Regions from separate parts of the Mus musculus genome. Here region 1 is linked to region 2. Evidence: chromatin loops called from intact Hi-C (ENCODE). Cell type or tissue: heart. All regions are shown on one strand.

Region 1 (8,000 bases), 250 kb after region 2:
AATATGTTTGAGGATGGAATTTAAAGTCTATCATTCCTTCCCAACCTAGCTTATAGTTGTTCAGTCATATCCAAGTGATAGCTAGCTGGCTGGATGCAAATCAAGGTAATAAACTTTCTTAAAACATTATGAAATAGTTTGCAATTTTTTGGTGGGGGTAATTCCATCCTATATAGTCCTTCTATTTGTTTGTTGTATATTTATTTGGCTTTTCAAGACAAGGTTTCTCTGTATAGATCTTGCTGCCCTAGAACTCACTCTGTATATCAAGCTAACCAAGAACTCAGTGATCTGCCTGCCTCTGCCTCCCTAGTGCTGAATTAAAGGAGTTCATTAGTTCATTACTTGGGTTGGATCTTATAGTTCTAAAACCCAAACTTTCTATATGATAACATCATATGGTCCTGTCACACATCAAAGATTGAACAAACCTGTGATACCTATCCCTGGGGGGCAAGTGGGCCTTGCCACCAGACAGAAGAACTGGTAATGTTGAAGCAGGTTCAAAAACCCCGGGCAATCCCAGAATTAAGAACAGCAGGTGTGGAACCAGTTCCTTGCCAAGGTCCACACGTCTCAGAGCACGTAACTATGACACTCCACCGAGAGGAATATGACAGTCAGTCGCATAGCATTAAATCCTGGAGTTCGAAGGGCGTGGTGGTGCAAGCCTCTAATCCCAGCACTCAGGAGGCAGAAGCAGGCAGATTTCTGAGTTCGAGGCCAGCCTGATCTACAAAGTGAGTTCCAGGACAGCCAGGGCTACACAGAGAAACCCTGTCTCAAAAAAACAAAACAAAACAAAACAAAACAAACAAACAAAAATCTTGGAGTTCTCCATGTTAATCAGGTATCTAGATATCTAGATAGGCCCTGAGTATTTTAGCCAATGAGCTTCCTTTCTTAGGCATTCCTTCTCATAAAAGGTATTCAATTCCTGGTTCACCCTGAAGAAGATGGATACATTCACACCCACCATAAAATAAAGCAGTCTGGACAAGCAAGGACCATCTCCTTCATCAAGGATTGCCACAGGCTGCGCCTAAAACTCCCTCTTTCAGACCCTCTATACTCTCTGCCCTCACTCAAACCAAACTGGATTTCTGTAGTAACACAGGAAACTGAGGCACATATCTGGCCTACCATTAGGTAAGCTCGTGATCTGCATTTTCTTGAACTTCTTTACTTCAAAATCCACTGAAAATTTTCACACTTAATTTTTTCTCTAAATTCTTCTTACAAAATTTTATTTTATTTCATTTTGACATGTTATTTGTATTTTTTTGCAACGAATCATCCATCTTTAGCCCTTTTGAAATAAGGCCAAGTCCAGAAACGAATTAATAAGGTACTTATGTTTTTATACCCTTGTACTACATTAAACTTAAGGGTAGAGACTCTGTCTTGTCAGTCTTTATAGATCCTGAGTGTTTCCATGTATGCAGGAGCACCCAGAAGTGTTCTTGGAATTGAAACTGATTCATCCCTTGGGCTGTTTCATGTCAGTGATTCTCTGAATGTGGTCTTTTCGATTTTCTAAGGCATTTTAGGAATACAGGTATCAACCAACTGGCTATATATAAACAGATAGATAATAGGAAACCAGTCATGACTAGTCTTGTGGTTGAATATGTGAATTCTCAGACTAGCCTGAAAGTATTATATTAAGCAAATACTTAAAAGCATTGATTTTATTTGACTAAATAGAAGCTCAGCCAAGCCAGACACAGCTGCCAGAGTCACACTGGGCCACAACAGCTGGAGACAGACGTAGGAAACTAGAAATTACTCAGTTACAGCCCCTCCAAACCATGTCTGACATGCTATTTATCTTCTCCCACTGAAACTCTCTCTTTCTAAATAAATGGGGGTGGGTGATAGCTAGGGGGTTGTTTACCTTCTACTGAACAAACACGTTTGAATTAGGAATTAGAATCAGTGAGTTTCAAATGATGAACGTGCTTACCCTGGCATTACTCAGAAAATGGGAAAAATAAATTTGATTACTACTTGGAAGGACTCATTGGTTTGAAAAGCAGTGGGGACTTAATTGCAGGTCTAAGGCAGCACAACCAACGTTTTTCTTCAGTACAAGCTGGGACCTTTCTCGGGGAAATTGGTGGGAACTGGATTCCCTCAGAGGGCGCTGTGGTTTACAGTAAGTCATGGGAGAAGGAGAGCAGGCTGGAACCTGCAGTGTTCCCTTTAATGATAGGGTGATGTCATATTTTTCATGGGCCCCAAGATTATTACCTGACATTTTGCTGAATGTGTTTACTGTCTTAGAGGGTCTCTAGGCACATCCTTTTCCTCTTTGGGATATGCTAGGGGAAGAGGAGCTATGAAGTGAGTGAAGATTTCTATTTCTTAGGCAGAGTAACAGCTGCCCTTGATGTGGCATATTCTTTTGGAATAACACATAACAACATAACGCAGTTTGCTTGAAATTCTAATTAAAATGAAGTACTTCTCTCCTGCCTCAGCCAAATGGAGATTCTGGAACAAGACTTAGAAACAGAAAGGACTCATTTCAACAGCACACATAGCCTGCAAAATCAGAGTCCCTAGGCAACAAAGCTAACATTGGAATTTTGGGTATTGGTGTGACTGTTGGTCACACCATCCACTTAAAGCATATGGGCACATGTGAATGATGTGTGTGTGTGTGTGTGTGTGTGTGTGTGCAGCTTATAGAAGGCCTCTGAATAACATTCACATAACAGTAACAACATGTTAGTATCAATGTGCACTCTAACACACCAGAAGTTTCCTATAATGCTAGCCTCCAGTTACATGGCAGTCTGACCTTTTAGATAAAATCATCTTATGATCAGGTTCATTTGTTATTTCAGAAATGACCAATCTGGCTGAGGCCCAAAGTTCACCAGTAACCTATTGTTTGTCAATAGAATCCTATTAACAGAAGTTGGCACTCCTTCTCTTTGAATAGTTCTGTGTGATCCTGATTGCATTCAAAAACCAAATTCTGTAAGAAATCAAAAGGCAAAAAAAATATGCAGATGTTCATGGTCAACTCAGATCAGAAAGGATTTGTTATGGACACACATTGTGATATACCAAAAATTGATATTACACTTGTTTGCTTACAGTGATAGCTCTTTTAAAATGCTAAACGCCAAGTGGTTTCATTACCCACCACATTCTGGATGCAACATTACCTCCGCACACTGCACAGAGGAAGCACCTTCAGAAGAGTCCCATAAGTTGTCCCAGAGTCATGAAGGTAACAGTGGCAGTAAGGACTTGACCTCAGGCTGCCTATTCCAGACTCTGGGCTTTTAATACCAATACAGAGAGTCAGCATGGATATAAGACTCACTCTGGGTGTAACATTCAGTGCCCTGTGGCTTTCTGTCTTCACATTTCCTTCCTTGGGTTGATACTGTAATTAACCTTTATCACAGGTGAGGTAGACTCGATCAGGGCTTCTGGCATTCCCAGGGTCACCGATTAGTTAAACAGGAGGGCGGAGTGAAGCCAGGGACTGTCCTCACTAGAGTGCCCTCCTCTCTCTACACAACACCACCCCAAACATGTAGCAAGGCTTTCAATACCTCTGCAGTAAGTCTACCCAGGCAGTTCTTTGTTAGGCTTCGAATTCGGCATTGTTTTTATATCTTTCTTATTAAAACCACAAAAATCTACTTAGAAAAGAAAACAAGGAAGCTTCCCAAATGTATTCTTTTATATCTGACTCTGCTTCTCTTTTGTGGCTGGCGGCTGGCAGCTGGTAGCTGAAAGAATTAAATAGGTAAGATAGGCTTAGGGCAATGGGGGATATTACTGGACATAGAGATTTGGAAACTATTCTCATTTATAAGTCCCAGGTGGTTTCTTGGCAATAAATGAATGGTCCTGCCTTAGCTATTACTTAGGCCGATATGACAGATATTTCTATCTGAGTCCGGGTGATCAGGTGTATGAACAGGGTTGCTATAACATGAGAAAGCTAGGAAATCGAATAAGGCGAATTAATTTAAAAATAACTATGGTCTCAGAAGGGCCCCCAGAAGGTCAATGGGTGCCAGAAGTCATACCACATGTAAAGCTAAGAAACTGACAAAGAACCAACTGTACAGATAGAGAGGCTGTAGGAGAAGGGACAGAGGAAGGCAGAGAGTACGTGATAAATGAGACTGGACACTGACATCAGAGTGTGTCCGGGAATGCCATTTCATCTTAGTAGTAACCTGGAAGGATAGAACTAGTAAGGCATAACTCCTTGTATGAGCCCCCTCATCATGCAAATCAGTCCACAGTAAGCAAGGTCTACATACTCTGTGCTGCTTGCTTCTCAAGAGAAAGTGCATATGTAGACCAAAGGCTGAAGAAGCTAATGTAATTAAATAAAGCAGAAATGCTGGTGAGATTGCAACCAAGGAAATGCAACTTGGGTATGTATACATAGACAAGTGTCATGATAAATATATACACATATAGATATTCATACATTCATCTGGAAGTATCACTTCTCTTTCTAGAGACCATTGTTGCATTCTATCAAGTTACAGAAATTATTCAGACCCAATAATAATTATGCCTTATCAGGAACCAACTACCCAACAAGTGTCTTTAAGATGCCACACTATCTTTCCAGCAGCCCACAAAGAACACAGTACTTTCCTGATTTAATGGAAGAAACTGAAACTTAGTGTACCAAGAGCTAAGTGTCAGAACAACCTGAGGCAGGAACTCAAGTTTGCTTGGTGCCAAAGTCCTAAGCTTGCCATCTGTGGGAGGATTTTTTCAGAAGAATGCCCTGTCTCTGCGTGAGCGAAAGTACGGAGGATTCAACCCTCTCATTGTGGAGCCCCACACGCTTCGCAGAGCTCAGCTTGCACGTGAGTACCAGAGGGTTCAGAGTGATGGCGAGTTCATGAAACTGCTGTAGACTAATACTTAAGCACACCGTGATTGATCTGTAACAAAGAGCATTGGGCAGCTCTCAGAAGAGCAGGGGTATATGAACTGATTTAAAACAAAAAAATAAAAAAAAAAACAAAAAACCACAAAACTGTACTTAATGGACATAGCCAGTTGCAAACCAGTATTATGATACAGTAACATTTGTGTCTTTAAAGATCTATACACAAACATATGTATACTATAAAATCATAAGAAATGATGGAGAAGAGGATGCTTAGAAAAACTGGGGATAGAGAGAGAAGTAAGAATGAGGGAAATGGGCCGGGCAGTGGTGGCACATGACTTTTTTTTTTCTAAATTGGATATTTTCTTTATTTACATTACAAATGTTATCCCCTTTCCTAGTTTCCTTTCAGAAAATCCCCTATACACTCCCCCCTCACCTGCTCCCCAACCCATCCACTACTGCTTCCTGGCCCTGGCATTCCACTACACTGGGGCATAGAACCTTCACAAGACCAAGGTCCTCTCCTCCCATTGATGGCCAAGTAGGCCATTCCCTGCTACATATGCAGCTAGAGACAGGAGTCCCACCATGTGTTTTCTTTGATTGGTGATTTAGTCCCAGGGAGCTCTGGGGGTACTGGTTAGTTCAGATTGTTGTTCCTCCTATGGGGCTGCAAACCCCTTCGGCTCCTTGGGTACTTTCTCTAGCTCCTTCTTTGGGGACCCTGTGCTCCATCCAATGGATGACTGTGAGCATCCACTTCTGCTTTTGCCAGGCACTGGCATAGCCTCTCAGGAGACAGCTATATCGGGCGCCTGTCAGGAAAATCTTGTTGGCATCTGCCATAGTGTCTGGGTTTGGTGGTTGTTTATGGAATGGATCCCCAGGTGGGGCAGTCTCTGGATAGCCATTCCTTCAGGCTCTGTTCCAAACTTTGTCTCCGTAGCTCCTTCCATGGGTATTTTGTTCCCCCTTCTCAGAAGGACCAAAGTATCCACACTTTGGTCTTCCTTCTTCTTGAGTTTCATATCTTTTGCAAATTGTATCTTGGGTATTCTGGGCTAATATCCACTTATCAGTGAGTGCATATCATGCGTGTTCTTTTGTGATTGGGTTACCTCACTCAGGATGATATCCTTCAGATTCATCCATTTGCCTAAGAAATTCATAAATTCATTGTTTTTAATAGCTGAGTAGAACTCCATTGTGTAAATGTACCACATTTTCTGTATCCATTCCTCTGTTGAGGGACATCTGGGTTCTTTCCAGCTTCTGGCTATTATAAATAAGGCTGCTATGAACATAGTGGAGCATGTGTCCTTCTTACCAGTTGGAACATCTTCTGCATATATGCCCAGGAGTGGTATTGCTGGATCTTCCTGTAGAACTATGTCCAATTTTCTGAGGAACCACCAAACTGATTTTCAGAGTGGTTGTACCAGCTTGCAATCCCACCAACAATGGAGGAGTGTTCCTCTTTCTCCACATCCTCGCCAGCATCTACTGTCACCTGAATTTTTGATCTTAGCCATTCTGACTGGTGTGAGGTAGAATCTCAGGGTTGTTTTGACTTGCATTTCCCTGATGATTAAGGATGTTGAACACTTTTTTTTTTTTTTTTTTTTGGTGCTGCTAAGCCATTTGGTATTCCTCAATTGAGAACTCTTTGTTTAGCTCTGTACCCCATTTTTAATAGGGTTATTTGGTTCTCTGGAGTCCAACTTCTTGAGTTCTTTATATATATTAGATATTAACCCCCTATCATATTTAGGGTTGGTAAAGATCTTTTCCCAATCTGTTTGTTGCCCTTTTGTCTTATTAACAGTGTCCTTTGCCTTACAGAAGCTTTGCAATTTTATGAGGTCTCATTTGTTGATTCTTGATCTTACAGCACAAGCCGTTGGTTCAGGAATTTTTCCCTCTGTTCTCATATCTTTGAGGCTCTTCCCTACTTTCTCCTCTATAAGTTTCAATGTTTCTGATTTTTTTTCAATTTTTATCAGATATTTTCCTCATTTATATTTCAAACATTATCCCCTATCCCCTCCCCCCACCCTGTTCCCCTACTCACCCACTCCCACTTCTTGGCCCTGGTGTCCCCCTGTACTGGGGCATATAAAGTTTGCAAAACCAAGGGACCTCTCTTCCCATTGATGGCTGACTAGGTCATCTTCTGCTATATATGCAGCTAGAGACAGTGTCTCTGGTTTTATGTGGAGTTCCTTGATCCACTTGGACTTGAGCTTTGTACAAGGAGATAAGAATGGATCAATTTGCATTCTTCTACCTCCTAACTGCCAGTTGAGCCAGCACCATTTGTTGAAAATGCTGTCTTTTTTCCACTGGATGGTTTTAGCTCCTTTGTCAAAGATTAAGTGACCATAGGTGTGTGGGTTCATTTGGGAAGCAGAGGCAGGCAGATCTCTGAGGACAGCCTGGTCTACAGAATGTGTTCCAGGGCAGCCAGGGCTACACAGAGAAATCCTTTCTCGGGAAGAAAAGAGAGAGAGAGAGAGGGAGAGAGAAAGAGAGAGAGACAGAGAGAGAAAGAGAGAGAGACTGAAATTTTGCTCTATGATTAAAGAATAAATTCCTATAAATATTCAAAATCTTCATAGTCATTATGCTCTTATGTGACAGAAGATTTTAGTTTTTGGCCACTGTAGTCATCTGGCAAAATGTGCTTATATGTTCATTAAATTTTTAAGATTTAATTATACAAATTATCTTCTTTTTTAGGAGTTTGCTGGACTCTTTTCAACCTTCTCCCCCCCCCCCCCTTGCAACTGTTAGCCAGTGACTATCCTTTGAGTGTATCTCAACCCCAGGTAGTTTATATTGATAACGATTTCAGATAAATGTCTTGTAATGGAAGAGAAGCATCAAGCAACAGAAGTCAGCAATCTGAGGTCTCCACAAAGTAAACATGTCACTTGGGACATCTTGATGATACTTCTAGTGAGGTAAGAGCAAGCAAGATGTGCAATGACAGAGACTCTGAGACATCAGCCAGAAAGAATATCCAGAGTTCACCGTGATTCCCAAGGCACCTCTCTGTTCTCAAAGTTAAGAAGAAGGAACAGGTAGATTGATTTTTCCAGAAGAA
Region 2 (8,000 bases):
AGACTAAGTTAGAGCATGTGCCTTGCTGATGGGGAGGCAGCTTCCCTGGGTGCTGTAAAGAATATCACATAGCCACATATCAGAGAAGCAGAGAACTGAGCAGAAGTTAGAAACCACAAGAAATCAGACTCTGCAAATTAGGAAATGCTTTACAAATTCAGGCTGAGTCTAATCTGTGTATCCAAAAACCATAAGATCAATTCAGACCAAGAGGCATCAAAGGCAGAAAAGTTCAGAATTAAAGAGTTCTAGCTATTCCTCTAGGCTGGTCACACAATGCTACTACAGATCTCATGATTGTATAAATTCACTTAGATGCTGATGCCACAATTAATCAGAGGATGGAATTAGTCTTATCTAACTTTCTAGCTCTGGGAAAATGTTAACTTGGAGAACAAATTATTCAAGATGTCTAAATACAGAAAAAGAAAATTCATTTTGAAAAGCCTACTAAAGTTACCTTCACTTACAATGGTTACTCATATATACAGTGAGATATATACATCAGCTTTAAAAAAAAAATCCCATGCCCGCTATCCAACTAACTATTTAATTCACCTCCTCGCCACACACCCCTCTTCGTCCTTATTCTATGGTGTTATATTCAACTCATCCAACTCACCAAGTACATGTATATATGTTCACCTTAATAACAAGCATCTTCTAGAAGAATTTATTCTGGGTGGCAACAGAGGAAAGTTGGCTTGCTATAATTAAAGGTTATATATAGACATCTATACCACAGTGTCTTGAGTTCACCAGTTCCAAGAGATTAGTGATAGATAAGTCTAGGCATTGGGGTGCTCTTTATAATACCTGTGCCCAAGTTCCACACCACACTTAAAATCTTGATTAAAATCTTGGCAAAGGGAATTCAGATAGCTGTCTTGTTTTAAATGCTATATGTAAGAATTAGAAGTGATATTCAGCCAGGGTTGACAGGACTACAGGTTACAGTTCAATTATCCATTCACCTGTGACAGGTAATTTTGATGATAAATTTAACTAATTACTCACTGATCCACACCTTGACTGCTTAAGGAGACAATCTCCTCTACAAACTACTTCACTAAATTGGATTTAGTGCCCAAGACACTGATATAGTACCAGGATCCAAAGATAAGCCATCCCATAATTCTATCCCCACTGTTAACTTCTCCTCCAGCGTGGGAGTCACCCAGTAGAAACAGGAAACTCAACGCTCCCGAGTTCAGAGCAAATTAAAGCCTTCCCCCAAAGCTCCTCCTGTTCCTTCAGCATCTCACCTACTTCTAGCCTTATCTTATGTTGACTCAGCTGGTTCCAACATACCACAAATTCCAGCTTGCTTTGGTGTCCCTTCTGTAATGCTGGCTACAACATCTAGAAGGACCTCCTTGGGCTCCACTCACTTCGGCCCTTGGAAACTACAACTTCTATCTGTCTTGAAGCCTTTCTCCCATCTAGATTATTCAGAACTCTGGGAGAAACATTCACGTCTCCACCAGGTTTCTCTTCCATTGCATCTCTTTAAATTTCTCTTCCTGGCTTGTAGAAAGTGAATTCATCACAAATTGTATTTTAACAGTACTGTTCTTCCTCCACAATTTTTTTAATTCAATGGATAAATGCATAGAGTTTTTCAAAGTGTTTCTTGACATTTCAAGTTACATTCCAACCACTAATTATTAGTTAAGCCTTATTCTTATAATATTCTTTAAAATGAAAGAAGACAAGAATATTTAGAGAAGAGGAAAACATCATTTTCCACATAAATTGAAATTTTAAAACTCAAAAATGAGAGAGAGAGATTTCATAAGCTTTGGGTGACCTTTAAATGTCACATTTACTAATATATAAATGCAAACACAGAAAAATGTAATATCCCGAAATAACAGTAACCTGATCGAAGCAATTACATTGAGTTCTATGATATAAATTATGCTTCCAGTTTAGAGTAGCAATGGCTTTTTAACACCTTTTAAGGTCTAACTACAATCCATTAAAGATCAGTGGTCATTTTTTAATGATTATTTATATGCTTGTAGATTACCTTGTACAACAGATTTCTACACTTACAGTAAATTTCTCAATGTAGAAGATTAGAGGACATACATTATTGCTAATGAATTAAAAGATAAATTTATCACCTCAGTAAACAATTCTTCCGTGAAATCTACTCTAATAATTTGTGTAGATTGTATTGTTGCTGCTAACCTTAATCGATTTTCATAAGCCAGTAAAATATGATTTCAAAGATAACTGTTTACTTGGTCAAATCCCAATTTTTAATGGAATCATATGAAATAAACAGTACACCAATGTAGCAATAGCAAAAACCAAATCTAAGCAAAACCCTCATTGGGTTAGATTGATACCTCGATTTATACGCATCTTAAATCTTTCCCCTCCTTTAACTCTGTTGTGAAGAATACAATCTAAAGAGTATGTGTAATTCCTTAGGACTTTCACTCTACCTCTTCCCATTCCCTTTTTTTTTTTGAAGTGTGGGGGTGCACACACACAAATGCACACGTGTTGGATCTACCAGATGTGGGTGCTGGTCCTCTACATGAACATCTGTACTCTCAACTGCTGAGCCATCTCTCTAACCTCCAGTTCTCGACTGTTCAAAGTAAAATATGCATGTACCCATCAAAAGTCTCCCTCTGTGCACTAATTCTTAGGTGGAGTATAGGAAGAACAGGTATGCCTTAGATCTCTAAACTAAATACGTGGGGGTGGCAAAACGGCTCAGTGGGTAATGGTTCCTGGCACCAAGCCTGAAGAGCTATGTTGATCTCCATCCACATGGCACCAACCTGGGCAAGTAGTTCTCTGCCCTCCACATATGTACAGTAGTATACATGTACCCTCCATACACATATTAAATGAATATATGTAATTTAAAAATTTGAAACTATGTACTTGGAAAAAGAAAAGTGATTTCTATACTTTGGATAACATATATGACATTAAAATTACAGTTTTTCATCTCAAGATTGGACTATAGTTTACAACGAGCATTATGCGAACAAATATTAAAAGGACTAAAACAGGAGTTTGTCTACTAAAACAAGAGTTTGTGGCTTATCTGTTCGCGAGGTCGTTGAAGCATCCGAAACAGGCCATGGACGAACTGAAACAATTTTAAAGGTGCTTTTTAGAGAGTTCATTTAGAGGTTCCATAGAGGAAACCAGAACTCTCACAAGTCACCCAGATGCCTGACCAGAGTGCTGGAGTCCTGCCACTTGTGTGCTGGCTTTTGGCTGCTACTTATTCCTAACTTGAGCAGCAGAACAGTGGGTCAGCCTTACTTTGGGAGTAACCCAGAACCCACTACAACCATTCTCATTAGCTATGACTCATAGAAACTGTGGCATTCGCTGAATACACCCCAGTGCAGTAGCTGGCATAAGGGCAGCATCCCCACTGGAGCACCTCCTGCCCAGGTCACTGGGAGACCTCCCATCAAGCTGAGAACTCTCAAAGCACCAATAGCTATAACTTTGGAGGTGTTTCTTGAGCCAATCAATGCTCAAACTCCAAGGAGCCTCCTTAAGGCGGGACTTGGTCAGAAATCACACTTCAGGTGAGCAGCACAGGGTAACATCACAGTGTCCCCACAAGTAGGTTCTGGACCCCTACTCAAACACCTGGGGCTGTCTTACAGAACAGACTGGGTGTGTGGACTTGGGAGTAGGCCCCAGATGGCGGAGTTGTAAGGACCCCTCAAGTGAGTGGGATGCCGCCATTTCTTCTCCAGCCTCTGGATAGCAAGACAGGGCTAATTGGGTCCCTTAAATTAGCAGCCTGCAAAAGTTGTGGCTGCAGGCAGCGCTCACCAGCCGCTGGGGGTGATCTGAGCCCCAGAAAAAGCGCCACCTGGTCCAAGGCAACGGGCAGGTGCGTGGCCTAGGACACTTACTAAGTGAGCCCCGCGGTGGTCGCGCCCCATGCTCGCCCCCTGCGGCGCCCCTCACCTGGTCCCGGGTCTTCAGGTACCGCTGCAGCGCCTGCTGGGTGAGCTCGCGGACCCGGAGCTGGCCGTCCTTGCAGGGCACCACGATGCCCGTCCTCCCGAAGCACACTGTCACTTTCATCCTGGCCCTGGGCTCCCGCGCGGGGCTGGGCCGAACAGGTGCCTGGCCCCCAGGCACAGCCCCTCCGTCGGGGGACGTGGGGCGGACACGACGCTGTCCCACGCGTGCCTCCGGGACCGGGACCCACAGCTGCTCCCCTGCAGCCCCACGGGAGGCCGAGGGCGGGAACGCGGGCTCGGAGACGCGGGGACGCGGAGGGTCGGCCGGGCGCAAGCGGAGGCTCCACGCGCCAAAGTGAAACTGCGGGTGCGGCCCGGCCCGGCCCTGCCTCTGGCGGTGGCCCTAGCGACCGTGGCAGGGCCGGCCCCAGGCCCCGGGCTGGAGTGGGCGGCGGCGGCGGCGCGCGGGGCCAGAGTTGGGAGGAAACTTTTGCGCCGGCTCCCAACTCCTCCGACGCGCGCGGCGCTCTGGGCTCCCTCGGCCCGCGGGCCAGCCTGGGCCCGGCTCTTAAAGGGGCCGCGGCGCTCGCGGACCACAGAGCGCACCGAGGCGTTGCACCGAGCCCGGGGTTGCCCCAGTAACTAGACCTTGGGTAGCTTGTTGCCCGCACTTGGTTCTCTTTCTCCCTCACATGTACAAGGAGCTCCGGGAATTGTAACGGGATCTGGGAGCTACCACAGGGGAATTGAAACCGGATCTCATAAAGCACACTTGGAATAGATAGGAAACTGGCCTAGCAACTCCCTTAAAATGAGAGTTGGAGGGAGGTTCAAGGGAAGCTCCGGAGCAGGTGCTTTTGCCACACCTTCTAAAGTAGCCATAGAATTGAAGTACTGAGAGGTGGGACTGACTGAAGGCAGAGCTTTTGCTTTGGAGCCACAAGAGAGCTAGCTAAGCTGAGGGAACTTTAAGGCCACTGTGCAGGTGCCAAGTGTTCCACCGAAGATCACACCCAAAATCCAAATATGATAGGGTGTAAAAGTTTACACTTTTCCTTTTGAAGGGGGACTCCCTTTGTGCATCTGTTGACGAAAAGAACACCCTTGAGTCATGATTTCGCAGGTTCCTGTCCTCGAACAATTGAACCCAAGGTATGGGGAGAAGTTCTGATCAACAAGTAACGTCTGCATCCTTAATTCTTAAGTAAACAGCTCCTTTGAGCTGGAAAATAAATACTTTCCCCTTACCTTGTACAGAAAGAAGAGTGCTTGGCTTGCTGGGGGTGCGGTTCAATTTAGAACTTTTCCCTCCAGTCATCGATTTTCAGCACTGAAAGATTCAAAATCAAAACAGACTGGTGTTCAGAAACTGAGCAGGTGACACAGCTGGTTATGGTGCAAAGAACACAGGTCCTCCTATCTAAATCTCTAGTGGCTCCTGACAGTTTTTATGGCAATTTAGTGCATCCATAAGATCCCCCGGGGTATCCTCCATTTCCTACCAGAGTTGCTCCTATGTCAACTTAAACTGAGTTTGAGTTGCTGGGGATGGTTTGGTCCTAAATTATGGATCTGGGAGTTCTGATCTACTTACACTCCTACATTCAATATACATTGATTATGTCCCACGAAAGCACCTTATTCAATGTCAGTGGCCATGAAGAGGGTCATGTAAACTGAGTCAACTTGGAGGAAATACACAGTAGACAGCCTAGTTGGGTTGCAAATCTAACAGACTGATTTAGGTAAACCAAAGACAGAATTATTTTTGTCATAAAACCAGACAAAAAAATCCATTGAGCCACCCTCTGAGGCATAGTTGGAGGCAGGATCATGAAGTGTATCTTCAGGGACTATCTCCAGCTATTAACTACACTAATGTTGTCTCCATTCGCAGTGAAGTGGGCTCACAGGCGTTTCTCTGCTGAGTCTTCCACAGGAAATAGTAAAAATTGAGCACATGCAAATGCCAGGCATTAATGAGTGGTCTCACGCTATACTGAGAATTGTATGAAGGTTTGGAAAGCACAAAGCAAAGATTCTCAGCCGAGAAACAAGTGCACACTGCTTCCTCTGTGCCCCCACCCCCCACCCCCCACCCCCATCCCCGGTCCTTCACCGTGTCCCCAAACTGGTCTTCAACTCCAGTGGACCAGGGTTCTCTTCACATTACAAACTCTTACAGCCAGTAGGAGTTCTCCTCGGGTACCCAGAGCCTTCAGCTTCCTGGCTTTGAGATTCCCCAAGTTAACTATGAAGAACACACAGACTCGCCCCATCCCACTCACAGATTAGATGAAGCAGGTCTTATGGAATGCAGCAAAATCCATGTCTGCAGTAGATAACGGAAGCCTGCAGCTACACCAGCGTTTGAGCAGTACACCCTGTGCACTTTCATGACCCCTCACTAGTAACTGGGCATAGGGCTTAGTGTTTATATTTCATGTTTATTAAATAACCCTGGTTAATTTGCTTTTCAGCCTCATAATGGCACACATAGAAACAATTCATCATATATTAAGAAGAGCAACACAGTCATCCATGCCTAGCAAACACCTAAATCAATATTTCATGCCCTGGGAGCTTCCTAGGCAGAAGACAATAAATAATTTGCCTTGATTTAGTAATATTAGAGGAGTCTAGACCTGGGTTCCATTATCTTGTTTTTGCCTGCTGGATGGATGAACATCCCCTGTGCTGTGAGATTTCCTGTTTGTTTCCCAATACTTCAGTAGGCAATCACACTGGCCACTATTATTGAACTGCCTAGACTCTAAGAGGTATGATGAAAATGTCAGGTACCATGAGGGGTGCTGTGGGGCCAGGCAGCAGTGGAGCTATAGGGTGCTTGCCCAGAGCAAGAGTGGGTTGAAGCATGTCCAAACCCCAGAAATCTCATGCTGAGATTGGCAGAAGTAGGATTACTCCCTTCTCACCCTAGGCCTGTATAACCCAGCACAGGTAGCCCAGCACCCCTACCTTTACCCCCAGAGGAAGTCACATAGCCTAGTAGACAGGTTATCCTTCCTTTCCCATCAAAGGATCATGTCATGTAGCACCTGGATAGCCTCCTTATGCAAATGAGCCACCCCCACCATCCTGGGCCCAGCCAATGATGTACACTCATCTCCAAAGCCCCTACTCACCCCTCAAAGGTCTAAGTACCTTTCATACTCACCCCCATCTAGCTTAGCTATCTCAATGAAACAGTCTCCCAAGAGTCTGTTCTCAGCAGGCTCATCTCTGCCTGAGGTCTCTTCTGCCCCCGGCCATTCCTGTACCACGTCCCCTCGAGAGATCCACCAGCTCTCGATAGGGGCCAACAGGGGCAGGGAGGTGGAGCCAGAACAATAGTGTGCGTTGACTAAACAATAGTAATTGTTAATTCATAGTTGACCAGTAATCCATCTCAATGTTTTATTCTATTAAGACAAAAAAATACTTTTTGGCTTTCAAGGAGTCAGTTACAACAGTCAGTATTTATCATAGAAAACTCGTTGAGTTGGAGATAATCTTACTTTTGAGATCCAGGAAGAATTGTTATAGTCAGTAAAAGTGGGCACCATGTGACATAGATCCTCTGTCTTGGATGTGATGGGTAATGCTGTAGGATGCAGAGGATACAGTTTCTTCAACTACTGACTTGGATCCCTTGAATATTTGCCAAGTAGGGTGGTAGTGCCAATAAGATTGGGTAGAAATTCTACCTTTAATTTTTTGAGGTGCCTCCATACTGTGGTTTCCAGTCCCCATGATGGTATCAAGCGTTTCTTCTCCCTCGTTTTCCTCATCAACACAGCTGCCTTTTGTTGTTCCTAGAACCATTTTTCCTGAAGTGAGGTTCTTTACATTTGCATTACTGATGACAAGTAATGCCGAGTTTCTTTCATAAACATGTCAAGTGTTTGTATATCTCCTCTTGAGAGATGTCTATTGACATCTGTCATCAATGGGTCCGGTGTCTGGGGGCTAGTTTTGCTGTTGATGGTTTTGTTCTTTCAGTTCCTCATAAATGCTGTATATTGCCTCCTAAAGAGA

The links. Peaks named below come from ENCODE experiments on the same cell type or tissue, not always from the same donor. Only the 100,000 strongest peaks of a DNase experiment are listed, where the experiment ranks them.
Region 1: it touches region 2 in a loop (2.0-fold over the local background); 5 of 42 quality-filtered maps call a loop at or near these places.

Annotation. Positions count from the first base shown.
Region 1 is chr1:61,381,929-61,389,928 of GRCm38, reverse strand. All of the region lies in intron 3 of 9530026F06Rik (RIKEN cDNA 9530026F06 gene), which reads right to left. Among named protein-coding and RNA genes, the nearest start is that of 9530026F06Rik, 7.5 kb to the right of the region's middle. In heart, no CTCF peak of the experiment used is centred here; no DNase peak of the experiment used is centred here.
Region 2 is chr1:61,635,326-61,643,325 of GRCm38, reverse strand. Pard3b (par-3 family cell polarity regulator beta) reads right to left here and starts at 4,502. Exons shown (of 23, transcript NM_001081050.2): 1 at 3,964-4,502. The coding sequence starts at 4,083. In heart, a CTCF peak has its summit at 3,852; DNase peaks (open chromatin) are centred at 3,355, 3,885 and 4,485; H3K4me3 peaks cover 1,833 bases; H3K27ac peaks cover 1,161 bases.